Linked DNA regions of Mus musculus: regions 1, 3, 4, 5, 6 and 7 are each linked to region 2. Evidence: chromatin loops called from intact Hi-C (ENCODE). Cell type or tissue: heart. All regions are shown on one strand.

The links. Peaks named below come from ENCODE experiments on the same cell type or tissue, not always from the same donor. Only the 100,000 strongest peaks of a DNase experiment are listed, where the experiment ranks them.
Region 1: a loop joins it to region 2, with 4 times the contacts of the local background. A loop is called at or near these places in 35 of 42 quality-filtered maps.
Region 3: a loop joins it to region 2, with 4 times the contacts of the local background. A loop is called at or near these places in 8 of 42 quality-filtered maps.
Region 4: a loop joins it to region 2, with 6 times the contacts of the local background. A loop is called at or near these places in 2 of 42 quality-filtered maps.
Region 5: it touches region 2 in a loop (2.3-fold over the local background); 10 of 42 quality-filtered maps call a loop at or near these places.
Region 6: a loop joins it to region 2, with 4 times the contacts of the local background. A loop is called at or near these places in 8 of 42 quality-filtered maps.
Region 7: it touches region 2 in a loop (4-fold over the local background); 35 of 42 quality-filtered maps call a loop at or near these places.

What each region holds. Positions count from the first base shown.
Region 1 is chrX:103,491,504-103,495,503 of GRCm38, reverse strand. Jpx (Jpx transcript, Xist activator (non-protein coding)) reads right to left here and starts at 1,946. Exons shown (of 3, transcript NR_015508.3): 1 at 1,804-1,946. In heart, no CTCF peak of the experiment used is centred here; a DNase peak (open chromatin) is centred at 2,023; H3K4me3 peaks cover 2,366 bases; H3K27ac peaks cover 3,087 bases.
Region 2 is chrX:103,622,323-103,626,322 of GRCm38, reverse strand. Ftx (Ftx transcript, Xist regulator (non-protein coding)) reads left to right here and starts at 2,569. Exons shown (of 11, transcript NR_028381.1): 1 at 2,569-2,776. In heart, CTCF peaks have their summits at 1,606, 3,486 and 3,688 (motif pointing right); DNase peaks (open chromatin) are centred at 2,592 and 3,832; H3K4me3 peaks cover 1,549 bases; H3K27ac peaks cover 1,209 bases.
Region 3 is chrX:103,979,420-103,983,419 of GRCm38, reverse strand. It overlaps Rlim (ring finger protein, LIM domain interacting), which reads left to right and starts at 2,135. Exons shown (of 5, transcript NM_011276.4): 1 at 2,135-2,357. In heart, no CTCF peak of the experiment used is centred here; a DNase peak (open chromatin) is centred at 2,059; H3K4me3 peaks cover 2,575 bases; H3K27ac peaks cover 2,296 bases; H3K27me3 peaks cover 477 bases.
Region 4 is chrX:103,817,945-103,821,944 of GRCm38, reverse strand. It overlaps Slc16a2 (solute carrier family 16 (monocarboxylic acid transporters), member 2), which reads left to right. Exons shown (of 6, transcript NM_009197.2): 1 at 1-590. The coding sequence starts at 143. Among named protein-coding and RNA genes, the nearest start is that of Slc16a2, 2.0 kb to the left of the region's middle. In heart, a CTCF peak has its summit at 2,499; a DNase peak (open chromatin) is centred at 1,474; H3K4me3 peaks cover 2,136 bases; H3K27ac peaks cover 790 bases; H3K27me3 peaks cover 3,761 bases.
Region 5 is chrX:103,935,336-103,939,335 of GRCm38, reverse strand. No RefSeq gene overlaps it. Among named protein-coding and RNA genes, the nearest start is that of Rlim, 44 kb to the left of the region's middle. In heart, a CTCF peak has its summit at 1,805 (motif pointing right); no DNase peak of the experiment used is centred here.
Region 6 is chrX:103,843,452-103,847,451 of GRCm38, reverse strand. No RefSeq gene overlaps it. Among named protein-coding and RNA genes, the nearest start is that of Slc16a2, 23 kb to the right of the region's middle. In heart, a CTCF peak has its summit at 2,000 (motif pointing right); no DNase peak of the experiment used is centred here; H3K27me3 peaks cover 1,188 bases.
Region 7 is chrX:103,482,577-103,486,576 of GRCm38, reverse strand. Xist (inactive X specific transcripts) reads left to right here and starts at 3,344. Exons shown (of 8, transcript NR_001570.2): 1 at 3,344-4,000. It also overlaps Tsix and the pseudogene Gm14861. In heart, a CTCF peak has its summit at 2,350 (motif pointing left); no DNase peak of the experiment used is centred here; H3K4me3 peaks cover 1,008 bases; H3K27ac peaks cover 117 bases.

The DNA of each region.
Region 1 (4,000 bases), 130 kb after region 2:
CTATTCTGGTCTTAGTAAGATCCTATGCAAATAGAAATTATTACTTTTAGTTTTGTTTTTATTTATTAAAATTTTAAATGAGATTTATTTCATTTTGTGTTTGTGCATCACGTGTCTGGTACCCAAGGAGGTCAGAAGAGGATTTGGACCACCTGGGACTTGAGTTACAAAATATTGAGAACTCCCATGCAAGATACCAGCCATGTTAGATCCTCATGTCACAAAAAAATTAAGTGGAGAAGCTGAGCTTATAATCCTAGCTATTTGGGAGGCAGAGGCAGAAAAATCAAGACCAGCCTGGGTTATTACACATAAAGTAAGAGAGACAAGCTGGGCATGGTGGTACAAGCTTGTAATCCCAAAGCTTGGCAGCTAGAAATGGGTAGTGAGGGTCGTGGACAGCCTCAACTACAGAAGACTTCATTAAGGGGCTCAAAAAGTGGGCTTACGACCGCCTGTAACTCGAGTTCCACAGGATTCTATGGCTTCTTCTGGCTTCCATAACTGTACTCATGTGCACATTCCTACACACACAATTAGAAGCAAATCTTAAAGTGGGAACAGATCTAGATATAGTTCAGTGGTAGTGTGACTGTCTAGCACCACAGTGTCCTAGGTTCCACAACCAATACTGGGGGGAAAGGGGGAAATAAGCACAATTACTAAACTAAAAATGATGCTTAATCTACGGGATGACAAAAGAGTGAGCCGCAACTGTGGAGAAATATGGCAAAACGTCAACTCTAATATTAGGGTTTCATTTTATTCTCTGTGTTTGCATTTGTGTTAAATAGGTCATAATATATAAAGCTGCCGAAATGTTTTAAAAATAGCAAACATTCCTTTGTCACCCTCATACATATATGAAAAAAATGAGATCATATTATCCTACAACTTGTTTTTAATGTAACAAGCTATCATATCATCTTTTACACCAAAGAGCCAAAATATACAGACTTTTAAAACATCCTCCTATTAATGGATACACAGGTTGTTTCTTATCACTTGCCACAAGAAAAGAGCTGCATAGACATCCTCTTTTAGGTATCCTTATTTATATACTGATGCTTCTCTTTCTGAAGGATTGAGCCGTGAAAGTCAGACTACTGAGTTCCAGATATTGGAACTTGGTACTCCATATATATTTTTATTTTTCTAAATATAGCTACATCAATGCTTCCAAATGGTTGCAACAATTCATACTTTATTCAGCAATGCCTAGCTAAGGTACTGAAATGTCTTTTTGACCAAGTAAGCATCTAACAAAAGAACACAGATCACCCTATAAGGCCCTATTATAACAGATGCTCCCAGACCACAAATTTAGTAACATACTCTGGTCCTCATTTGGAGTACATAAAAAGGGCATAGGGCAAAAAGCGTTATTATACCATAATTAATGTTACCAATAAGCTAGTTTTATCAACTACTAAGTGTTGATGAGAAAGAACTGAGGCCGTTTTTCGAGGCCTCTGGGGAGCTAGAATAAACACTCCATTTTGGAGACACTCACTATCCGTCAAACCCCAATTAGACAAAGGAAAACAAAAGGAAACCTCAAAACACGATCTCTCCTAGGAATGAGCCTCCCCAGCCTGACAGGTTCATCCGTGGAGGTCCGGTGATGTGGGCACTGATCACTCATCTATTGTGGGCGGAATAGGGGAGAAATCCGGAGTGCCAGCCGCCGACTACTCGTCCCGCTCGGCAGACCATGCGGTCGGAGTGGTGACCGCTGCGGCGGGTCGGCGTGGTGACCGCTACGGCGGCCATCTCTCTGACAGCGCGAGACCCGGCACTCACCAGGGCATGTTCATTAATTGGCCAGTTTCTCCACTCTCCTTATTAAGTCATCCTCTAGCTGCCTGGCTAATCCCGGGAAGGACGTATACATGTGGACGCCGCCATTTTATAAGTTACAGAAGCCTGGTGGTGCCGTGGGGGGGGGGGGGGGTCGGGCGGGCGGAGAGCATGCGTCACAGCCGAACAGTCCCTGTGCCGCGCGGCGCCGCGCTGTCAGGCTGTCCCTAAATGGCTGCTCCAGCAACGTGACCGGGACTGTCCGCGGTCGCTTCCGCAGATGACTGAGCGCTTGCGGTTCCTCTCCCGGCTGCCTCTGTTAGCATCTTTCACGTGCTCCCGCGTTTCTTGCCCGTCTTTAATTTGTTCTCTTGCCACCCCCTCACCCCCCACCCCCCACCCCCCACCCCCCCCCTACCCCCACCGAAATTCCTTTTTCTTTTTTGTTTCTATAGAAGACCAGCTTGTGTTTTGCTCCCGAGATCTCTTTCGGAGCCCCTTCTGTGTTTTTAGCTGCCAGCATTGCTGTAGCTGCTATAACTGCAATCTACATGTCACAGAGGCTAGGTGGCAAAGTAAACCACAGGCCTGGGTATGTCCCCTAGTTTTTGATAAAGACAGAATTATACCTTGTCCTATTCCTATTGGACACCTCACAGGGCCGAAGCTGACAATAACTCCTTTGGCTTTTGGATGTTCACACCAATACTGGTTACCACACAAATTAGAAAAGGATCTTGGGTTATCAATAAAGGCAGAGAACTACACTTCCATTTAAAAAAGAAAGAAAAAAGTTCTCATTTTACCTATTGCACCACGAGGCACAGGGGCAGAAGCGAGTGCTCAGTGGTTAACAGTGCTTAATGCTCTAGCAAAGGATGCAGGTTCAGTCCCCGGCACATACTTCTCTCTACACAGATCTCTCTACACAGGCAAACATGTATACACACACACACACACACACACACACACACACACACACACGAAGTAAATGCATGTGTGTGTGTGTATTTAAGTAAAACCATGTTGGAAAGTTGCCGAAGGGGCCTCAGTGAATATCTGCTTGAGGAAGGCTTTGCTAAGGCAACCTGGGACAGCTGTCATGGAGCCGAGGGCTGTCCTCTCTCCAGAAGGTAGCACATTTTCCCTTACACTGGTTTCCCTCTTTCCCAAGACAGCAAAGCCCTGGCTTCTTTTCATTCCATTACAGGCAGTTCTTTCCTGTGCGAGCTCTCCTCAGCTGTAGCCAGAATTTGCCTGTTTGGAATCCTTTCTTCCTCCTAGAGTTTCTCTGAGATGGCAAGTTTGTGAAAATTATTACACACACACACACACACACACACACACACCCATGGCCAAGACAATCAATTTGATATGCTCCTGTGACTATAACCACTTTATTGCCCCCCCCATTTAAATTTTTAATCTAGATTCCCTTCCCCCTCTCTCCATGTGCTCATGGCCAGCCTCTAGTTCTCTACTCTCTCTTTCTCTCTCTCTGCCTTTCCCTGCCTCTGCTACCCTCTTAACTCCCCTCCCCATGCCCTGAATAAACTCTATTCTATACTAAAAAATAAAATTAATCTAAATATAATTACATATTCTCCCCCATTCCCTTCTCCAATTCCTCCTATGTTATTCCTCGCCACTACACACACACACACACACACACACACACACACACATTGCCTCTCAAATTTCTGGCTTTTTGTATATATGTGATTTTTCTCTGGGTGCGTATTTGGTTTCTACTTATCTTTGTTGTTGAACACCCCAAAAGCAGGGCTGGAGAGTTGGCTTGGTGTGTAAGAGTACTTAATATTCTCACAAAGGACTGGGGTTCAATGCCTAGCAGCTGCATGAGGCTTCTCACCTCCTCTGACACCATGCTCGAGTGTGGTACACAGACCTATATGCAGGCAAAACACTCACACACATAAAAATTCTAAAAAAAAAAAAGTTTTTATAAACTTAAAAAAAACAAAAGTCAAATATAAAAGTTGATTCAGGGTATCTGGGAGCCCAACTGTCTGCATTTCCAACTTCATTCTAATGTCTGTGGCAAAACTGTTGAAAGAAGTACCTAGGAAAGTGTGACTCTAGCTAATTTTTAAAGATTTGGCTTTTCAGGCATGCATATCGTTGTTGCTCTTCTGTTTTTGAGACAGGGCCCCCGTTATTCCAGGCTGGCCTCGACTTA
Region 2 (4,000 bases):
ATCATTGATCCTGCCAGGCAGTGATGGCGCATGCCTTTAATCCCAGCACTTGGTAGGTAGAGGCAGGCAGATTTCTGAGTTCGAGGCCAGCCTGGTCTACTGAGTGAGTCTGAGTCCCAGGACAGCCAGGGCTATACAGTGAAACCCTGTCTCAGAAAAAAAATATCATTGATCCTTCGGCCTCATTTCCCAAGTGCTGGGATTACAGGATCACAAACACAAAACCACTGAACTTAGGTGCTATATCCCCTGCCCCAAAGCTGTTTTTTGTGTCTGTCTGTCTTTCTTTCTTTCTTTCTTTCTTTCTTTCTTTCTTTCTTTCTTTCTTTCTTTCTTTCTTTCTTCCTTCCTTCCTTCCTTCCTTCCTTCCTTCCTTCCTTTCTTCCTTTCTTTCTTTCTTTCTTTCTTTCTTTCTTTCTTTCTTTCTTTCTTTCTTTCTTTCTTTCTTTCTTTCTTTCTTCCTGTCTATGTCTGTCTTTTTCTTTCTTTCTTAGATTTATTTATCTATTATATATAAGTACACTGTAACTGTCTTCAGACACACTAGTAGAGGGTGTCAGATCTCATTACAGATGGGGTTGTGAGCCACCATGTGGTTGCTGGAAATTGAACTCAGGACCTCTGGAAGAGCAATCAGTACTCTTAAGTGCTGAGCCATCTCTCCAGTCTCTCTCTCTCTCTCTGTCTCTCTCTGTCTCTGTTTCTCTGTCTTTCTATGGTCAGGGTGTTATATATCCCAGGTTTGCCTTGAACTTTCTATGTAGCTGAAGATGACCTTGTATTTGATCATTCTCTCTATTTCTTGAATGCTGACATTACAGGTGTGTTTAAGTAGTACTGGGCATCTGAAGCCAGAGCTATGTCCAGGAAAATACTCTCCCAACTGAGCCACATCCTCAAACCCTAAACTACAATTGTTCCTATCTCTTATAATTAAAAATATCAGAGAAATTAAATTCTAGGAAAGAGATATCTTGGAAATTTAGAGATGATTTCTAACATTTCTATTTATGTTTACAGTTTGTCAGATGAACAAATATGTTGTTTCCCCTGGTGGCAATCAAGAAAAACTCTCTTACATGGAATCTTCAGATGGAACTAAGCTTGTTTTACAAGAAAAATTGTTTGAACTTTATTTTGTTTTTTGTTTTTAAAGATCTATTTACTTTTACTTATATAAGTACACTGAACTGTCTTCAGACACACACCAGAAGAATGCATCAGAGTCCTTTACAGATGGTTGTGAGTCACCAAGTGGTTGCTGGGAATTGAACTCAGGACCTCTGGAAGAGCAGTCAGTGCTTTTGACGTCTGAGCCATCTCTCCAGACCTAGTTTGGAGCTTGTAAGTACAGCCTGTTAATTCTGCATGAGTACAACTTTGTTCGAGATGTGAGCTAACACTTTTGTAGTGAACTCCAGGTAAACTTAGCTTAAAGGCTTCTTTCATTGCTCAAATTGGGCTGAAAAGAGCTTTTCCATCACACTCCCTTCCCCCTCAAAGAAAAAGCTCTTTCAGAAACCAGGGAGGGAATTGTCAAAGTGGGGATGTCTTACTAAAGCTGAAACATCAGAGGGGTTTTTTATGCATGTTACCTATATGTCCATTAGGTGTCGCAATATATCCAATGGCCCTGCCTTCTACTTCTATTCTGCTCATGATATTGTTTCAGATGCAGGCATGGGACTGCTTTTCCTTTTCTCCTCCTCCTCCTCCTCCTCGACCTCCTTCCCTTCTTCCTCCTCCTTTTTTCTTCTTTGTCTTCCTCCTCCCCTCCCCCACTCTTTTTTACTTGTATGGTTCTGGTGCTTTGATGCTCTACATGAAAATTCACAATTCAATGCAATGATAGATAGACAGGCAGGAGCCAGTCGGATGATCTCTCAAGATCCAGGGCTGAATAAGAAGGGGGAGTGGATCTTAAGGAGACCCTTAAAACTCAAGATTCTCCACAGGAAACAACATGCTGAGAGTGAAAATAGCCTGCCCCAAGAGTTCTGGTTCCAGGTATTAGAAAAAGACTTTTTCTTCAGGCTTTGTAACTTGGGCCCACAATTAAATCTACATACGTATATTTCCATTCCCCCAACCCCCCGGATCGGTGGAGGCTATTTTTTTTTCCTTCAGGATCTTTTGTGGTCCAAGCTGACCTAGAATTTGTCATGGAGGTGAGGTTGTCTATAAATCGCTGGAATTACAGGCACTTATCACCATGCCAGTGGTTGGTTGGTTGGTTTGTTAGTTTGTTTGTTTTCGAAACACTTGGAATATTGGGTACATCAGGAAATATGAGGGGGCCTAGCAGAGCTCCAGAGAAGCAGAGAAGGTCAAGAATTGTAGGGTGAGCCAGAAAGGGAATAATAACAGTAGTGAGATGTGATGGTAAATTAAAAAGGATGGGGACTTATTGATTAGAAAAGGGGCTGAGGAAAGGATGGGTGGTGGACGCCGGTATGAGCAGAGGTAGGAAAAGAAGTGTGGGCTAGGGACCTGAGTACTGGACTCAGTGGGCTGCTGTAAGTTGTAGAGGGGCGCTCTGAGGAGAGGGAGGAGCGCGGCGCATGCGTTGCAGCACAGCGCAGCGCTCCTGGAGAGGCTGTGGGTTCGTGGCATCCGCGCCGCGGCCGCAAGTATAGCAGGTTTCGTACCTGGTGTTCATCGCCGTTAAGTCATCGCTGCTGCCACCCAGGCACGGCTCTCTATGCCGCCGCTCCCTCCACCCTCTAGGCACTGCCTGCCGTAAGAATTTTAACTGCGACACTCGCTTCAGCAGGAGGTAAAGGAACGACGAAGGACGAAAATGTAACATGGAGGGCGGAGGAGGGAACTTGTGTCAGGGAGATCCTTAATTTGTGCATTTTCTCCTTTGAGGGGAGGGAGAACTGGAGGCCAGTACGAATCCCCAGCCCTCCAAAAGGATGTTGCGCATTACTTAATATTATGAAAGATTTTTAGACTTCTCTAAGCAGGTTTAAGGCACCTGAGCATCACTGTTTTGTTTGACATCTATTTAAAACAAAACAAAAAAAACTTTCGAGTTCTTCATTTGTTAAGGGTGAATCAAATGGATGAGTCTTTAGGATTAGGCTTCATCCGCTTTTTGTTTTCCTTGGGGGTGAGTGAATGTAGTTTGAGACTGACAGCAGCAGGCCTCGAACTCGCGGCCGTTCTCCTGCTTAAACTGGGATTACAGGCGTAAATCACCACGCCGGACTCTGATTCAGTGGTTTTAGGTTGGAGGGTTTTTAACTGTATTAAGGAATCCGTCTACCAAGTAGCCTCTCCCTTAGGCTGCTGACGGATTCCATCTGGGTTTGGGATATGCTTTATCGCCTACGACGTTTTTTTAATTCCATGTGTAACTTAGTTTATCACAGTTAATCCTGTTAAGGATTGTTGTTAATGATATGGTTTAGACACTGGGGCATAACTTTGGCGAGAAACACGTGCAGATGCACCCGGCATGAATATATATACATATATATGCGCATATATGTATATATATTCTTCACAGAGTTATCTCACCAGAGTAGCAGAACGCAGTGGCCACAGAGATTATATATATAATATATATAATATATATATATACACATATACGTATATATATTATATATATAATCATACACGAGAAGGGAGAATAGTAAAGATAGGCGCGCTTTGCGTGGATGCCAAAAGAGGAACCATATCACCAGGTGGTGGCGCTCAAGTACCCTTGAGAAAGCGTGACATGATGGGTAGGACTCTGCTGGCACGGGAGATCGTGGCCCCTTAGGCGAGGGTGGGGCAGAGAGGAGAGAAGGTGAAATCACGCATGCTCACTGCAAGCAGAAGGCCTCTGCGCGGGAATGAAAGTGCGCATGCGTAAGAGGGAGCATGTTGGCCGTTTAACACTAGGTATCGAGAACTGCGCGTGCGTGTTGCCAGTGGCTTGGCTGGGAGGGAGGGAGGGAGACGCGGAACGTTCTGGTAATTATGATTGCGAAATAGCGAGGGGTTCGGT
Region 3 (4,000 bases), 360 kb before region 2:
TAAATTAAAACATTCTATATAATGTCTAGTATTTTTTTTAAAGACAGAGTCTCACTCTAGCCCAGGCTGGCCTGGAACACACTAGGTAGCCCAGACTGGCCTTGAATGAGTTACAATCCTGCTTGATCCTCTTAGGTACTTTGATAACAGGCAAACACTGTGGTGCCCAGCTACACTGGGGCTTTTGACACACATTACCAGATTGTCTTTTAAAAGTTACATGACCTTTGAGCAGGGAAGAGTGAAGAAGGTTTGAAATACCAGTACGAATACTTGGGAAGTAGAAGCTTGACTGTAGATTCAAGGCCAGCCTGGGTCTCATAGACAGACTCTCCATTTTAAAATTTAGTCTCACACTTTAATCTCAGGCTGGTCTGGAATTTATTATGTAGCCCAAGTTGGCCTCCAACTCTCAGCAACCCTCCTGTCTCAGCTTCCCCAGTTCTTGGGTTTTTAGTGTGTGTGTGTGTTTTTGGTTTTTGGAGACAGGGTTTCTCTGTGTAGCCCTGGATGTCCTGGAACTCACTCTGTAGACCAGGCTCGAACTCAGAAATCCACCTGCCTCTGCCTCCCAAGTGCTGGGATTAAAGACGTGCGCCACCACTGCCCGGCGTGTTCTTTTTTTTTTTTTTTAAAGATTTATTTATTTTATGTATGTGATTACACTGTCGCGGTCTACAGACACAGCAGATGAGAGCATCGGATCACATGGCAGACGGTTGGGAGCCACCACGTGGTTGCTGAGAATTGAACTCAGCGCCTCTGGAAAAACAGTCTGTGTGCTTAACCGCTGACTCATCTCTCCAGCTCTTTACCGCGTTCTTAACCGGTGAGATAAACTAAGTGCTTTACAGAAAATTACGTAGGTAATGGAGAAGGTTAAATAGAGTGGTCACGGGTTTCTCTAGGAGGTGAGGTGAGGCCTAGACGATCCATGTAAAAAATATGAAAAGAAAAATATTATAGTGTAGTTTATGTGTGTGCCTTTTTTTTGTTTTTTGTTTTTGTTTTTCGAGACAGGGTTTCTCTGTGTAGCCCTGGCTGTCGTAGAACTCACTCAGTATACCAGGCTGGCCTTAAACTTACACAGAGATCTGCCTGCCTCTGCCTCCTGAGTACTGGCGTTAAAGGCGAGCCACCGTCGACCAGCTTCCAGCTTCCAGCCCAGTTTAAGCAACTGATGTAGCAATAAGTTAGGTTCGTTGGAACAACAGTAAAAAAGTTAGTCTACCTGTTCTTTTATCAGAAAACAGAAAAATAGGGTGGGAACACAGAGACGTACTTTAAAACGGGGTGGGGGCGGTTGGGTTCTTATTCCCTTTAACTGAACAATGGGAACTGAAAGGTGTATGGCGCATTCCCTCTGGTCCTTTCTTTAGGCTTTAGCATCCAATAGACGCTTCCTTAACCGCCCTTTTCGAATTCCCCCACTATCACTTTTTCCCATCCATTTACAAATCGCCACACCCTTTTAAAGTACTCTAGTTAGAGCCTCGAGGAGGCCTTCCCCACCACTTTTTAACATTGCAAATTCACTTTTGTCCCCACGTTTTATGCCTCCACCCACTTCCTCACTTTTAATCTCTAGTATTTAGCAACAAATTGTTTTATAAGTGTGTTCACCCTAGATTACCAAATCCCTTAAGGACTGAGAATTCTTGGACTATTTCAACTTAATTTATGGTTCAACTTCCTCAACATCTACAGCTGTGCTTGAGCTACAGTTGGCATTCGATAAATACATGTTGAATAAAAGGTTGGCTGCCGTCTACACTAGTCTGGACTGTATGGATCAATGCCAGTTACACCGATACTACATTCTTGTTCTCTGTGAAGGGCTTCAAGCGGCCCGACTGTGACGTCCTTCAGCTTTCAAAATGGGAAAGCGAAGGTTCCCACAATTCTCAGAACGCGAATTTCTCGCTACAACTCAAAATGGCGAAGGAGGGTGGGGCCTGTCACATGGTGGGCGTCCCAGTAGCATTTTTTTCCCGACCCGCCGCCCGTCTGGGCGGGTAGTCTGTCCGGCCCCTCCTCTGCCCACCAGGCCTTTTCGAGGGCTCAACTGGGATTGGCTGGCCAGCAGTCTGGGCGGGGGCCTGTGAAGCTGGGAGCGCAGCATCACTTCCTGTTGTGGGCAGTCATTTCCTGTCAGTGCTAGGTAACAATGGGGAAGATAATGGCTGATTGAGCTACGTCTCCGAGCTGGCGCTGTTCTAGAGGCGGGTCTCTTGCCCGGGTTTAGAGGCGGGTTAGAACGCGGCGGCAGCGGCAGCACAGTAGCGCAGCGGAGGTCCCAGTGGCGGCGGCGGAGCCCAGTTGAGTTCCCTCCTGGCCGAAACACCGTGTAAGTGAAGGTACGGGCACCCCGAGAAATGGGATGTCGGACTGGAGGCAGGCAGGGGCCGCGGCCCTCAAAATGGCCCGAGTTGGCCAGCCGCGGCCGAGACACCCACTACGGCCTCCGGACCTGGGCTCCCGGCTGTGGGGGGCTCCGTGGCGTAGTCGCCGCTGCCATTTTAGTTGGGTGGCGTGTGTCGGCCCCGCTCGTGGAAGAAGGGGAAGGAGTCGGGCAGGACTTCCTCTCCCAGGCCGTGGAGTCGGGGCCCGGCCCTCCCGAGCTAAGAACGAACGCCGGGGAGGCGATCCTGGACTCCGGGCCTCAGGCGTGAGGATGGCTCCAGTGCTTCTTACTAAGAGGTTCCCCCCACCCCCCATCGTCGTCGCCCCGCGTTGCGTATCGGGCTAGGGTTTGGGGAAGTGGGGTGGAGGTGCTCTTAATTCGGATGTTGGGAACTCTTGAACCTTCAGATTTTCACAGGATTCGCAGAGCCTCATTTTGAACGCTTCTGTAGGGCATGACCAGTTTGTTAACCTCTGGGGCTACGGTGACAGTCTTCCGGGAGGATCGGAGACAAACGTGGTTTGCTTCCCTGCACCTTTAGCCCTAAGTGTATCCTTGGCCAGATTTTACTAGAAGGGTTTTCCTCCTCACAAGAAAAAAAAAATTAAAAAAACGGAGGGAAAAGACGTTGCGGGTTGTTTTCCCTGGTAAGTGTGGGAATTGAGCCAGACTATTTTCAAGTTAATTTCCGTGTGATCTGCCAGCAGCCCTACCCCTCCCCCACTCAGAAAAAAACCCCTAAGGGTCTCTGCTTCTGCGGGCGGGCGGTACCTGCCACGTACGCCATAGCTTAGTAACTAGTATTAACCGGTTGGGCTTCTGCTTCCTGAATACTCAGTCCCTTTCCCCCTTCTGCTGATTAATTTCAAGATGGAGGAGACAGCCACGTTCTTTTCCTGGACAGTTTCACCATACTTATTCCACAGGTTCGTTTGGCATCTGAGGCCTAGGAGACTAGTTATTTAGGTCATTTTTTTCCTCTTTTGGAGGGGAAAGGGATTTTATATCAGATTCTCATGGGCTCCTGGCAGGCCCCACTGTATATATGTTTTTTTTTCCTAGAAATAAGTTGCTTACATTTCTTGACTTGTAATTAGCCACCGTGCGTTTGAATGATTGAAGACAGAAAGAATAGGAAGTGTAGTCCTAATCATTTCTTTGATTCTTTATAATTAGGAGGCAGGCACAATTACAGGTCCACCTTTTCCTCAAATCAGTTTCTGAAATACAGGTTAAGGATCTAAAAGGACCAACCCAAGCACCCTTTAAGATAACTATTTAAGGGCAAACAATCATGCTGAAAAGGTCACAAATATCTCTTAGCTTAAAATGTCCTGATGATTTTTATTATTTTAATTTCTGCCTTAGGCTACTGTGGTATGCCAAATAAGTTCTTGAAAGTGGCTCGTAGAACTTGAAAATAATTATTAGTCTGATAAGGAAAAGCCTATTTTAAACAAGCTAATATTAAAAGGTAGATTGCCTCTTGGCCTTTAAAGGAAATCTTTTATCTAACTCCTGGTTCCTTCTGACCTTGGTTGTCCAAATATACTAATACTAACATTAAGTTAGGTTGGGTTATGATATATATAACCA
Region 4 (4,000 bases), 200 kb before region 2:
CTCGGGCGCTGGGAGGAGGAGGAGGCAGGGTCTCAGGCAGCCGCGGCGGCAGTGCTCGGAGCGGCAGGAGCAGTAGCAGCAGAAACAAGTACCAGCCAGACAACAGCTCCTCCGGCAAGCCACAGTCAGTCCCCTAGCCGCGATGGCGCTGCCAAGCCCGGCGAGCGAGGAAGCTGAGGGGCCCTGTCAGGAGGCAAACCAGGAATATCAGGAGCCGGTGTGTAGTCCTGTGCCCGAGCCGGAGCCAGAGCCGGAGCCCGAACCGGAGCCTGACCCCGAGCCGGTGCCAGTGCCCCCGCCCGAGCCTCAGCCTGAGCCCGAGCCCCAGCCCCTACCCGATCCTGCACCCCTGCCGGAGCTGGGCTTTGAGGCTGAGCCAGTGCAAGAACCCGAGCCCACGCCCACTGTGGAAACCCGAGGCACCGCGCGTGGCTTTCAGCCTCCCGAAGGTGGCTTCGGCTGGATAGTGGTGTTTGCAGCCACCTGGTGCAACGGCTCCATCTTCGGCATCCATAACTCTGTTGGTATCCTCTACTCCATGCTACTAGAGGAGGAAAAAGAGAAAAATCGCCAAGTGGAGTTCCAAGCAGGTGAGTGGCCCACGTGCCCCACCTGGCATTGTGGACAAGGGCGTCCGCCCCCACCGTCATCCCCATACCTGTTGGTCTAAAGCGCCCTTTCGAATCGCCTTTCTCACTCCTTCTTGCTAGGGCATGGGTTGCAGGGCTATAGGCAGCCTGAGCAATGGAGACCTAGGCTGAAGTGGTCCCGGGAGGTGAAAACTGGAGCATTCATTGCTTACAGGCGAGCAATGAACTTTTTGCCCTGGGACAAATCCAGACTCACCTTTTAGATTGTTTAAAGTACTTTGCCCGTGTGTGCTGGGGAAAATATTTGGAGGATTTGGGGGCGGGAGCGGGAAGCGAAGTCATGTAGACAGGACAGTAGGAAGGTTGAAAGGGCTCAGAGATAAACACCGAACAACGGGTCCCCGCAGCAGCCCCTGCTCCTTTTGGGGATCAGAGCGGTTTTCTGTCAAAACCCACTTTCAGGAATCCTGATGACTCTTCGCTCAGAGTCAACACATGGCAGGCGTGTGTGTCGCCGGAGAGAAAGGGAGGAGTGTAGTGGGGAGGGGGGGTGCGCGCGTCTCTGCCTGCTGTGGGTACGGCCCAGTCAGGCCGTTCGATCGCCTGCCGTTCCCGGGGAGCAAGCGGCTCAATGTGCACTGGAAGCCAGCCTCAAAGGAGGCAGGAAGACTGGATACAGAATGGGTCCTGCAACTCAGTCCGCACCTCAGTCCGCACCTCAGCTGCGCGGTTTCTAGGGCCCCACACCTCTGTTATCGGATGGGGGCTTCTTTCTCCCTGAAGTTAAAATGTTGACCCATCATTCCAGCTTTGGCTTGGGACTGACTCGGGCATCCCTAAGACTTGGCAGGGTTGGAGACATAGCCCTCACCTTACAGGCACGTGGTTGTGTGCAGACTCCCTAGCACGGAGACCCTCCAGTGACCTCCGGAAACTCAGGCTGTTCGCTCTGCAGAAATCCCTCAGCTGTTCTGTTGAGAGGTTTCTGGACTTAGCCGGGAGCTTGAGATATCCTTTCATGAAAATCTGGCTCCCTCCCTGAGCTGTTAGGATAGCTGGAAGTGTGCACACCATCTACTCAAGTTCCCTACTTGGGAAAAAAGTGTAAAACATAGTGTTCCCTTGGAGTTCTGGGGGTCCTCTCTTGCTAACCACCAAAAGAGGGTCCTTTTGGACGATCAAATGAAATCGAAACCTTGAATTCTGGGATGCCCACTGTGGATTACTTTTAGACATGCCCTCCCTCAATCAAGGAGGTGTGTTGTTTGCAGCTTTGCTGGGCTGTCTGGCAGAAGGGGCTTTGGGACTCTTGTGCCTCAGTCCTTGTGACCCATTGGCACCACTGCAGTATACAGGGCCCACTTGAGAAAATCTCGAGTGTACTCAGCGGCTGTAAATGGCACTTCATAACAACCTAGACTACACGGTCCTGTAGTGGAGGGGTCCCTGGACCCCATGGGACAACTTCTGGGTGGAAGGCTGCTTCTATACTCCTTGGGACCACCTTTTTCCTGCTTTGATGCAGATTAGGGGCTCTTGGGAAAGCAGCCAGGCTAGGCCCTCAGGATGTTGCCTTGGTTACTTGGGGGTTGGGGGAGCACCTGCTGAGAGTTGCCTTGTGGTTTAAGGCAGGCCAGTGGCCTTCAGGGTCAGTGGCAAAGTTTAGGCGAAAATTTAAAGGGAAGTAGTCGAGGCTGAGCTGAATTTAGGCCCCTGTATTTATGTGATGTGATCAGGCCTAGCGCTGGGGCCTTAGGAGCGTGCAATAAAACTTGGAAAAACCACTATTTTACCAGGAAGAGGTTCACTGCTGGGGAGCAGACTTCAAAGTAGGTGATCATAGGAGACTCAGGGGGAGGGCTGGCAGGGACTTTCCGGTCAGTACCTCACAGTGCAGCTGGAGGGGGCGGTAGTGCTGTGGTCTTTGCAGAGGTGTGGCTAGCTAGTGTGTATGCCAACACAGACTAGGTCCACTGAGGGGCTGGAGTTACCGGCTTAAACTCTGGAGAGTATTGGTCAGGAAGAGACAGAAAGGAATTTGGTATGTCCCAAGGGTCTGAGAATACTTTGGCGTGGGTCCTTGTTGTGGTATATCATGGTTTCACTGACGTTGTTTTTGATAGTGAGCCTTTGCAGAATGCCTCTGTTTTTATTTTGGAAGCCAGTAACACCCTACTACATTCTTGCAAATATTTTACAGAAACATTTCATCCTCAGAATTACCTTTCTTGAGACCCTCGGATTTCTGAAGGTACTGTTTATTGACTATCGGGCAGGCTCTTGCCATGTAGCCTTGGGTGACCTAGAACTTGCTGAGTAGCCCACAATAGCTTTCTGCTTGTGATTGTCCTCCTGCTTCAAATTCTCCAGTGCTAGGATTATAAGCATTTGTGCCACCATGCTTTGCCCAAGTCACAATTTAGATCTTGATATTTCCAAACATCTTTGCCTGCATTCAATTTCTTCAGTCTATTCAGAGTTTTGTGGCCACCTATGTCACAGCCCTGGAATATGAAACAGGGAAAAACTTAGTATTTTGCTACTGTCTTTATGAGCCAGCATTTGCCCAATAACGAGTCTGGGAGGACACTTAAGGAAGTTGGTACATTGTTTATTTCTATTAATATGATGTCTTACATGGCATTCATTCCTGACAATTTATTAATTTGTATTTGGAGGAACTCTGAAACCCAAGTGTTGTTGTTGTTGTTGTTGTTGTTGTTGTTATTGTTGTTGTTAGACCTAACACTGTCTAGCCATGAAGGTATATGTAATAGCTTATTTGGTCTAAGGTTCTGAAGTAGTGAAAGTCCCAGAGAAAGGTAATTTCGATGTCTACAAGACAATTCCAAACAGGGCTCTCTGGCACAGGTCAAGGAACAGATAGGGAGAAAGTAGAGTTTGGGCTGTCCTAGAACAGGTAATATACAATCTTTGTGAATCCTGTGGCTTTGAGGTTCTGGTACGTTTCCAGGTATATAGTTTGTGTCATTTCTTCAGCCCATTTAAGGGAAGCCAAGTCTCCCTAGGAGCTAGGTCTGGGAGGACTGATGGCAAAGGGTTTTTGAGAGTGAAACAAATAACTGAGGTCTAGGCTGGGGGTAGGCAGGGGCGGGGTGGGGAGAACAGGAAAGAAGAAAGCTTAGACTTTTGTAGAAGTCACAGGAAATTAAGCATCTCTCCAGCCCAGAAAAGGCATCAGATAGGACAGGAGGCAGCCAGACCATTTTGTGGGATATAAATACCAAGTATGGTTTCTTGGGACAACAGATGACCCTTACAATGGGAAATAGGAGCAAGACTGGATAGGTTGCTAGCCCTAGCTCACTCTTCAAACCCTAAGTAGAGGTAAGGTTGAGGTTTAAGTTGAGCAGATGAGGCAGATTTAGCCAGAGTTGTTAACACTGGAT
Region 5 (4,000 bases), 310 kb before region 2:
GCAAATTTAGGGCAGTCTAAGGCTACATAGTAAAGACTCCCTCTTAATAAATCAACAGAAACATGTAAGTTTTGATCCTGGAAACCTGAGTGATGGGATTCCCAGCTGACGCCTTTGGAGATGACTTGAATATCTACCCACAAGAGTTCTATAGAGAACATTCTATGATGTAAAGCAGATACTCTTTCCATTCACCACCTCAAGACAGAGTCATCTTACTACTATTGAAGGAGAACTTCCTGAGTGGCCTTGATTGAGAAAGGGAGCCAGAGAGATGGGGCTTGGTTGGTAAATGAGCCATGTCCTGAAATGTATCACATACTTGTGTGTTAGCTATTGGGTCTTTTCGCAGCCATTTAAAAAACACTCATAATAATATGGAGGCAATTGAATATTTGTACTCTATCAGTAAAATAAAATTAAAGGTTAAGCAACATGTCTCCCTGAAATTATTGATCTTGAAAAAAACATTTGAGATCTAAGCATGGTGGTATGCACCTATAATCTCGGCATTTGAAACACTGGAGTCAAGAGGATCAAGAAGGGTTCAAGGTCATCTTTGGTTATATAATCAACTTCATGAGACTTTGTCTCAAAAACAAACAAATATTTGGAATGTAAGTTCCCAGAACTGTCACTGGTGCAGAGAGTAATATGGTGAAAAACAAAACAAACAAAACAACCAAACAGAGGCCTTTGCCTTCAATATAAGGCATTTCTACTGCAGCAAGTGAGATAATACAATTGTAAGTACAAACTCAGACAGTGAGGTAAGGAAAATAAAATGTGATATTATTGTGACTGAAATGGGTCCTTTTTTGAACTGACATAAGTTGATATCTAACCGAATCCAAGGAGACAAGACATCTATGCCTCTGGGAATGAGCTTGACTCTCTAATTGGAAGGAAGAAAGGGGAGTGGACTGAAGAGGAAAATCAATAAAATCTAAAGGGGGGGTGGCAGTTTGTGAGGTTTCACAGGTCAGGGAGAAGAGGTAAGAGTTTATTCTGGGGCTGGTGAGATGGCTCAGTAGGTAAGAGCACTGACTGCTCTTCCAAAGGTCCTGGGGTCAAATCCCAGCAACCACATGGTGGCTCACAACCATCTGTAATGAGATCTGACGCCCTCTTCTGGTGTGTCTGAAGACAGCTACAGTGTACTTATGTATAATAATAAATAATCTTTGGGCCGGAGGGAGCAGGAACTGAGTGAGCGGAGGTCCTAAAATTCAATTGCTAACAACCACATGAAGGTTCACAACCACCTGTACAGCTACAGTGTACTCATATACATAAAATAAATAAATAACTCTTTTAAAAAAGTTTAAAAACAGAGTTTATTCTGAAACGAGGTGTTTGGAGTGCCTTAAACATGAATGGGACTAGAGTGCTCCAACTTCAGGAACTGCTGAATAGCAAATTGGGGTTAGAAGACATATCTGACACAAACGCCGCCGAATGACACTATGGAAAAAGCACTGCCCCTCCCTTAGCTATCCTTTTCTATGTCCAGGTGGAAGCGTCCAGAGGATGGCTGCAGGGCTGCTGGATTAAGACCTAGTGCCCTAGGCTTTTGATTTCTCTTCCCAGGGTTCTTTGCTTTCCTAAGGAAGTTGGTTCATGTGATTCGTGTGCACAACAGCACGGTTATTTGTTCTTTTAGTGTAATATGATTCGGGTGATCTTTTCCTGTCAGCACTGAGGACATTCTCAGATCAAGGAATCTATTATCACAATAAAAAATTAAACAAGCTTCTCACTAGCAGGAAATTCTTACTCTGGCTTTTATTTACTGTACCTCTAGGGGGCAGGCTTGCCTAGCTAAGAAACCAAAAGAGCTGGGTAGTCTCTTTTTGCCTATTCCTCTATTATTTATTGAGAATAACTAGAGCAAAAGAATTTTTTGTGCAATTATATATATATCTTTTATAGAATCAGTGTCTTCTTAAATTTATAACTGCAGTTTTTGAAATGATTTTCAGATAATTTAGATTTTCTATACTATAGAATAGAAACTATACAGTATTGCATTTAATATTAACAAGTACATTTCAGACAGTGTCACTAGTTGTATAAAACCTTTAAGAGGGATTCATTTTAGGATTCAACATTTAATTTAAATTCCTTATATTTTCAAAACAGAGTTCCTCTGTGTAGCTCTTCCTGTCCTGGAACTCATTCTGTAGACCAAGCTAGCCTCAAACTCAGAGATCCTTGCCTATATATCCAGAGAGTGCTGGGATTAAAGACGTACATCATTTTTCCTGGCATGAAGTACAATTTAAAGAAGTAGGTAATATACTCCTAAGACAGACTCCTCCTAGATCCACCCCTACCTCCCTTTATGTTCCCTACCTATTCACCTTCATGTTCTCTCTCCTAAAAACCCTGGAGTCATGTTCATTTTGGCCAACTACTGTTGGGTGTAGAGGCTGCCATGAAGTATAGTTGAACTACTGGAAGTCCCAGCATTAAATAAAGCAGATTCTCTCCCCAGCAGTTATCAAATACCAATAGTTTTTCATCTACGAGTAAGACTTCAGGCCAACTCCCCCCTCCATCTCTAAGCTAGGATATTTTTCTGGCTTGAACTTCTGTATACTATCACAATCTCTGTGGGTTAATACATATATCTGCTTTGTTCTGTCCAGCCCCCCCCCAAAGTCATCTACCACATTTGGTTCTTACCATCTTTGCATCCTTCCTCTTCAATGATCCCTGAGCCTCAAGGGGATAGGTGTAATGTAGAAATCCTATTTAATGAGCACTTGTAAGTCTTTTATTCTCTGCATGTCGACCGGTTGTGGGTTTCTGTGTTTATTGCTATCTGCTACAAGAAGAGGCTTATTGATGGGAGATGAGAGATCCTCTGATCCATTAGAAGCCATTTTCATGCTATGCTCACTTACCAGAATAATACTAGTAAGTTTCCCCTTAGGACTCATTTTTTAATTTTTAAAACTTTTAAAAACATTTTAAACATTTTATTTATTTTATGTATATGAGTAGACTGTAGCTGTCTTCAGACACACCGGAAGAGGGCACAGATCTCATTGCAGATGGTTGTGAACTACCATGTGGTTGCTGGAAATTGAACTCAGGAACTCAGGAAGAAGAGTCAGTGCTCTTAACCACTGAGCCATCTCTCCAGCTCCCCTTAGGACTCTTGACCTATATAAATACATGTTCTTAGCCTCATCAACAGTTAGGTATGGGATCTCTCTCATGTAGCAGGTATTAAATTTACTCAGAAAGTAGTTGGATACCTCTATAGCATTCTTGTTAGTATTTCTTCAGTGGGCATAGCTTGCCAAAAAGGTTATTATTGTAGCTCTCAGATGTATAAGTTGAGGAGATGGCCACTCCAAGGTATGGTTGAGGGAATGTTTTTATTGTAGATATGAGGAAGAGTACAGCCAGGGGACATCTGGAGGAGTCTAGAGCAGAGAGATAAAGTAGACTGAACAGGGCCAGCAAACTGGACATGGACATGGTTATCCACGAGAGAGGGGAGAATAGCAGGGGGTGGATAATGGAGACAACATAGTGAGAAAAGCAGGAGCAGAGAAGAAAGATAAAAATAGCAAGAATAGCTGGGATATAAGGAGAATGAGTATCTGGCAGGAGAGAAGCCTATGAGCTGGAAGGAGTTTAGGGTATGCAGGAGATGAGAAGGGCTAGACTCTGAAATATGTAGCAGGTACTTGTGATGCTGCAGGAGCCTGGAGGCCAGCATGAGCCTTGATATGGTGATAGGTACCATTTGTCCCTTCTGCCAAAGGTAAGGGAAATTACTCCTTTTAGCAAATAAGAATCAGTTTCATGAGTTGTGAGGAATGTTGGCTTCTATATAACCACCAGAAATCCTCCTATAGTCTAGATTGAACCCATTTCTGGGTATTTGGGCTGTGGTTTGGAGTTTGGGGAAATGGAGTTTCCTTTGGACCTACCACTTAGTTTCAGGAGTTGTGTTGCAGATGTTTTCATTTGGCACTCCATT
Region 6 (4,000 bases), 220 kb before region 2:
TGATAGGGAGCTGGAGAGATGGCTCAGCAGTTAAGAGTTCAAATCCCAGCAACTACATGGTGGCTCATAACCATCCATAATTAGATCTGGCACACTCTTCTGGTGTGTCTGAAGACAGCTACAGTGTACTTAGATATAATAATAAATAAATCTTTAAAAAACAATGTAAATGATAATAGATCCTGAAAAAGGACTCAGAAATCATTTTAATGAGGTACTTAACACGTACCACAAAGTAGTACAGTATTATTCAAACATGGATTTAGATTTGTTGTCAAGAAAAAAGCTAAGAGGTAGAAGACAACACTTTTTTAATCTTCACATATGAACTTTGTATTGTAATTGATTTATAACTCTGCCTTAGCTTTCACATCCTATGTATGTAGAACCTATAAGCTAACCCAAGGTGAAAAGTTTGGATGTTCTTAGAGCATCTAAGAATGTGTCCTATTCTATGCGTGTATGTAGCTGTATTGCTTCTCTGATTGCATAAGAGATTTTCAAAATCATTTCTATACATATCTACTGCCCCAACTTCTTTTATGGACATTTTACATCTGTCTTTTATTGTTGTTTTGAATCTTCTCTGCTGTCCTATCATTATTCCCAAGGATACAGCAGTCTTTAACTACTGTTAAGAACAGCCTCTCCCTCAAGGACACTCAAGGTCTGTGAATATTCTGAGTCACACAAAACAAAGAAAAGCCTTTGTGCCAGTTCTTGAGGGAGCCTGCAGACAGGTTGAGGCCCATACTGTAATTTTTTGACAGTAAGGTTTGAATTGCTCAGGCAAGAACAACTTGTGTCAGTGATGATTTAGGGCACCGCCACATGGTGAACAGGTGTTTGAAAACAGCACAATACTGACTTATCATAAAGCAACATTTATTTTCTTCATGGAGGGACAGCTGGAACTGGGAGCATTGGCTGGGTGGGGGAGGTTGATGTGGAAAGGCTAGTTCAGTCAAATCTCTTGGAACCTATAGGGATGACCCTAGTGAGAACTTCTAGTAATGGGGGAATATGGAATCTAAACTGATCATCTTTTGTAGCCAGGCATGGCTTCCAGTGGCGGGACTGGGCTGCATTTTGTTTAGTTACTGGCCTGGGGGCACCCATAGAGATACCTAAACAACCTGGCCTGATACTAAGTTGCTCTCTGAAAACTGACAGCAGGGGTGCGGATGGAGGTGGGGGTGGGATGGGGTGGGGACAGGATTGCTGAGGACAACATCCACACAGCTCATTGAACTTAGAGTCGTCAAGCTGCTGCCTGCACAGATCCTTCAACCCCTATGTTCTAGTTTCTTTGGCAAGTGCAGGTACTCTGCAGGCTACAGAAAGAGAAACCTGGACACCAACCCAGCCACAAAATTCTGTCCTGCCTGCAAGATGTGCTGGGGCAATGGTGATGCAGAACTTGTGAGAGTGGCCAACTGATGTCTGATTTAACTTGATGAAAAAGCCTCAAGAAAGAGCCCATGCCAGACTCTACCAGGATGGCCAGGAATAGGAGAGTGAATAGCCCAGAAACCTAGGGTAGAACCAGTTATGACTGGCAAACAAACAAACAAACAAACAAACAGCAGCAACAACAAAAACAATGAAATGATTCCTAATGATACTCGGCTAAGCTCATACATCGGTGGCTTGATTGCTTGTTTATTGGAGATCTGCTCTTTTCTGAAGGAAAACTGGAGGGGGGTGAGTCTGGGAGAAAGGGGAGGTTGGGGGAGCTGGGCGGAGTGGAGCTAGGGGAATCTGTGATTAGGATGTATAATAATGGAGGAGAATCTATTTTCAATAAAAAATAAATTAAAATACAGCAAAAACTTATTAGCTTCATCGACTTCTTTCCCCTTATGCCTCCAACCTTCCACCAATCCACACTCTCTTAGACTTGGTGAGAAACACGGTTACTTTGAAACTGGAAGCCCTGCATGGATGGCAAGCCATGAAAAAAAGAACACTCTATCCATATCCATGACCACCAGGTGGCAGCTAGATGCTGGAGACTATTACCCTCAAGCACATCTTTAAGACTGACTTTGAGTGGAAGTTTCTTAATTTTTCTTTATAACCTTATCTTGGAGCCTGGAGTGGGCTACAGAAGAACAGGCAGATCTTCAAATTGACTGATGTAAACAGAATCATCCAGTTACTTCTCAGGCCAAAAGAATACTCAATAAATTCAGGGGTTGTTTTCTAGGGGAGAGCTGGGTCAGGGTCATACTATAGCACTTTGTAGCCCAGGTTAGACTTAAGCTCCTGACCATCTTGCCTCAGTCTTCTGAGTGCTAGTGTTATAAATATAGCAACCACAGCTAGCAAGATCTACTAGTTTTGATATAAAGCCTTGACTATTGCCCCTAGGGGACCTTGGAAACAATCTAGGGGGAAACTTTTGAATGTTTAAATGCTATATGGAGGATGTATTTAGGATGTAGATGTTTTCTTTACATTAAAACTGCAACCTTAGATCATGTACCAGCCCAGTGTGGTGATTTCCCCAGAACCTTGTCTAGTTGAGCCATCTCCACAATGCCAAGCAGCACACATTGTGTCTAAGAGCCATAAGTGCTCTTGACTGTTGAGCTATCTATCTCTCCAGCCCCCAACCTGTGTCTTTTGATTAAAAAGTTAAGGACATTAATAGTTAATGTTGTTGTTTTAAAGGAGGATGTTGATTGCCCTCTTGTTTTTGCTGCTTTTGTACTTAGTCTCAATGTATAGTCTGGTAATTATAGTTTTGTTTGTTTTCTTTCTGTTGCCTCTTCACTATTATTACTCCCCTCTTTAGTCTGAAACATACTTCTAGTACTCTCTGTCTTGCTGGTTTGATGGACATGAATTCTCAGGACTATTTGTATGATGGAAAGTTTTTCTTTCTTCTTCAACTATGGCCGGTAGATTTATGGAGTACAATAGTCTAGGTTGGCATCTAGGGTCTTTTAGAAATTGGAGTACATTGCTTCAGGTCCTTCAGGCTTTAAGTGTCCATGGAGAAGTCAGCTGTTATGCTGATGGCTTTTCCTTTGTGTGTGACTTGTAATTTTTCTTTTGCAGTTTTCAATGTTCTCTCCTTGTTCTGTATATTCAGCATTTTAAATATAGTACACCATGGGAAGCTTCATTTTGGGTCCTGTCTAATTGGTGTCCGATGTGCTTCTTGTATCTGTCTTGTATCATATCATGAATAGTATCTTTGAGTTGTTATTGCTGTGATGAAAAACCATGACCAAAACAACTTGGAAAAGAAAGGGCTTATATAACTTATGCTCCCACATCAAAGAAAATCAGGACAAGAACCCAAACAGGCAGGAACCTGGAGGCAGGAGCTGATGCAGAGGCCATGGAGGAGGATGCTTACTGGTTTGCATTCCATAACTTGCTCAGCCTGCTTTCTTATAGAACCCAGGACCACCAGCCAGGGATGGCACCACCTTCAATGGGCTGGGCCCTCCAACATCAAGAAAATGCTCTACAGGCTTTCTTACAGCCTGATCTTATGTAGGTGTTTTCCTTAATTCAAGTTAACTCCTCTCATATGATTTTAGCTTGTATGAGGTTGACATAAAACTACCCAGCACAGAGATGTCTGTCCTTAATTTGGGGAAGTTTTCTTCCACTATCACGCTGAAAATCTGATCTGTGTCTTCAACCTGTGATTCTTTTATGCCTATAATTTGTGGATTGAATTTTTATACTGTCTCAAAGTTCCTGCATATTTCTTTCATGTGTTTTACATTTTTTCATAATCTTTGATTGAACAATTCAAGTCCTCTACTTTATCTTCAAGTCCTGATAATCTGTCTTTTACTTGATCCATTTTACTTGTTAGGTTTCCCATAAATTTTCTGAGTTATTGAGTTTTTTTTTATTGCATGTTTATTTTTCTTTGAGTTTTTTTAAGTGTAGTAGATTGAGTGAGTACAACCCTCATATGCTCACATGTTTAAATTCTTGGTCCCCAGTTGATAACACTGCATGAGAAAAGTTA
Region 7 (4,000 bases), 140 kb after region 2:
ACTTCTTAGGTCTGGGGACTAAAGACATGCACCACGTCCACCTGGTTGACCACACTTTAAGAGATAGCATTGTAAAGGGGCTTTCTAATATTTTCTAGGGTTAAAGTCTATTGTCTTCATGGTAGGGAGCATGTCAGCATTCAAGAAGACATAGTACTGGAGTTTGACATCTGGTTCCACAGGTAGTAGGAAGAAAGCCAACCACCGGCCCTGGCTTGGGCTTCTGAAACCTCAAAGCCCACTCCCTAGTGACTTATGTCCTTCCTAATTCTTCTAAAGTAGTGCCACCTCCTCCCCGCTCCTGATGGCTTAGTGATAAAATGTCTGAGGCTGTAGGAGTCATTGTTCTTACATGATCTTTGGTAGATTGATTTCTGTATAGGGTGAGATAGTACCACTATGCTAAGGATCACTTGGCCAAGTGACTGTATGTCTCTTACATGTGGTGTTTGTACCTTTGTTGAGTAGTGGATGGCTGTCTCCAGGTCCTCTATTCTATCCCACTAATTTACAAGCCTACCTATGAGCAGTAGCATGTTGACGCTGTGGTGCAACCTGTTCATTCATTTGAAGCTTTGTCATGTAGCTCAATCTGGTCTCCAATTCTCTATGTGGCTATTTCTGATCATCCTTGTAACTCCCAAGGGCTGGGATTCACAGGCATAAGCTACTTACCATGTCACCTATTTTTAAAAACTATTTATGTGAATGTCATTAGAATTTTGCTGAGTATAGCGCTAAATCCATAGATGGGTTTTTGATGCAACTTAGACAATATTATGTTGATTCATGAACTTGGGAGTGTTTCTTCAACCATTTTATACCAGATCAACCCCTCTCCCAATATACGTTAGAATTGAAAAAAATATAGATTTCCTGGAGAGACTGGATGCCTGATCTACCTATAGTTGTGGCTCCAACTTTCTCTCTGTTCACAGAGCCAGTAGTGTCATTGAACATCCCTTCCTTTAAAAAAACAAACCATTTTTCATGATTTATTTTGATCATTTTTCCTTCCTCCAACTCTTCCCCACTCATCCAAATCCATATTCATTTTCTTAAAAACAAAACGAAAACTGCGCTGTTTTGTCTGGATGGTGTTTTCTTGGAGTCATTTACTGCAGTCTTTCTGACTCCTTATCTTCATAGATGCCTGAGCATTGAAAGAAAGGGCTTGATGAAGACATCTCATCTAGGACCAAGTGTTCTAAAGTCTCTTACTCTCTGCACATTGGAAGACCATTTCTTAACTCCCATTTCTGTTTCTTGCTGCTTTGTAGTGGGTCCTTGTTTCTTGACCCATTATCATCATCATCTTGTTCTTCCTTCTTCTCCTCTTTGAATTTGCATGGAGAATTCCTCAAGATTACTATTTTACCCCAGGTGCATTTTTAATCTTAATGTTAAGAATATGCAATGAGGCAGGCAGTGGTGGCACACACCTTTAATCCCAGCACTTGGGAGGTGGAGGCAGGTGGATTTCTAACTTCGAGGCCAGCCTGGTCTACAGAGTGAGTTCCAGGACATCTGGGGCTATACAGAGAAAACCTGCCTTGAAAAACAAAACAAACAAACAAACAAAGAATATGCAATAAATTACCTAGTTAAGTGTACAGGAATGGAGGTGTTTTTTAGAAAAATATTTATTTAATGTGAGTACACTGTCGGTCACTGTTCAGATACATCAGAAGAGGTTAGATATCGGATCCCACTACAGATGACTGTGAGCCACTACGAAGTTGTTGAGAATTGAACTCAGGCCCTCTGGAAGAGCAGTCAGCACTCCTAACCACTGAGCTATCTCTCCAGCCCAGGAACTGAGTTTTAGCACATATCCCTTCATGCTTTCTTGTGATAAGACTAAAAAGTGTCCCCGAAACCTGACATACCTTGATGTACACGGTGTGAGAAAGAATGATGAGGTTTGCAAGAATTGGGACTAAGTAAAACACAGAGACTAAATTTAACTCTTTAATTTGATGATTCTCTCTAGCATCCCCACAAAAATGATACACTGGCTTGCATAATCTGTGACCAGTACCTCGCAAGTTCTAAATTCTCTTTGTACAGCTCATTTAGAAGTTCTCGTTTATACAAAGCCATATCCATCGTGGAGCCAGGTGCTCTTAGCTGTGAAGAGCCCTTCCTTGGGTCTTTTTTCCCTAATATGTCCTATGTGACTTCTCACTGGTGATGCTTTTGGTGTGCTTGTTACTCTGATCCTGATCGCTCTGTCAACTAAAGTTAGACAAAGTAACCTTTACTTCTCAATTCAGATAGGAATCCTTTTGCACTCCAAGTTTGGCTTCAGATGCCTTGGAAAGATTCATGCTGCCACCTGCTGGTTTATTCAGTCTGTGTGCATCATTTATTTACTTGTTAATTTGTTTTTCTTTTGTTGAAACAGTTTATTTTGTAGCAGATATTTTTCCATCCCTACCTGAACCACCTCAATAGTAAGATTAGTGAATTGCTGGCACTTTGATCGTCCATAAGCAAACCAATTTTGTGTCCTTTATTATTCATGGGACGCCTAAAGGGAACTTAGAACAGACTGTGAATTATTTGTCAGCGTGAATCAACGAGACAACAATATCCTTTGATTTTCTAATACCCAGGGTGTCTGATCTCTTTCATGTGGATATTCATAGTTTGACAGTTAACAAAATTTGACAGTTCTTTTAAGTTAGCAGTGTCTCTGGGGCGAGTAAGATACCAATGAGCTATTATTCCCTCAGGCTTTGCTTTGGCATTTAGGAATTATTTTTCATTACTGCTAGCGAGTAACGTACTTCAGTGCGTTTTTGTCCCAAGGTATGGAGTCACCAGGTTCCCAGAGAAAGACTAAGATGCCAATGACCCAAAACTATGAGCGTAAGCCCACCAAATCGGTCACAACTAATACTCTGATAATTTAGGAACCAAGGAGCCATTTTGTGAGGCATTTCTACCCTTTCCTCTCCTCATCTGAGGTCGCCAACTAATGCAGAAGAACTTCTAGTGTCCAAGACGCGGAGCGATACATGGTTTGTCCAAGTAGAAGATATATTGAAATTTTGCATAGACAGGTGTGTGACCTAATGTACATTATTTAATGTTTATGTGGAAGTTCTACATAAACGTTTTTAGCTGTAAAATAGGATAATCCTTCATTATCGCGCAAAATAATGAAATTCACGCGTCATGTCACTGAGCTTACGTACCTCCATCTTTATTCATTTTAATTTTTTTATAATATAGTTAGACCTAAAGGTCCAATAAGATGTCAGAATTGCAATCTTTGTGGCCACTCCTCTTCTGGTCTCTCCGCCTTCAGCGCCGCGGATCAGTTAAAGGCGTGCAACGGCTTGCTCCAGCCATGTTTGCTCGTTTCCCGTGGATGTGCGGTTCTTCCGTGGTTTCTCTCCATCTAAGGAGCTTTGGGGGAACATTTTTAGTTCCCCTACCACCAAGCCTTATGGCTTATTTAAGAAAACATATCAAAATTCCACGAGATTTTTGACGTTTTGATATGTTCTGGTAAGATTTTTTTTTTGACATGTCCTCCATACTTTTTGATATTTGTAATATTTTCAGTCAATTTTTCATTTTTAAGGAATATTTCTTTGTTGTGCCTTTTGGTTGATACTTGTGTGTGTATGGTGGACTTACCTTTCTTTCATTGTTTATATATTCTTGCCCATCGGGGCCACGGATACCTGTGTGTCCTCCCCGCCATTCCATGCCCAACGGGGTTTTGGATACTTACCTGCCTTTTCATTCTTTTTTTTTCTTATTATTTTTTTTTCTAAACTTGCCCATCTGGGCTGTGGATACCTGCTTTTATTCTTTTTTTCTTCTCCTTAGCCCATCGGGGCCATGGATACCTGCTTTTTGTAAAAAAAAAAAAAAAAACAAAAAAACCTTTCTCGGTCCATCGGGACCTCGGATACCTGCGTTTAGTCTTTTTTTCCCATGCCCAACGGGGCCTCGGATACCTGCTGTTATTATTTTTTTTTCT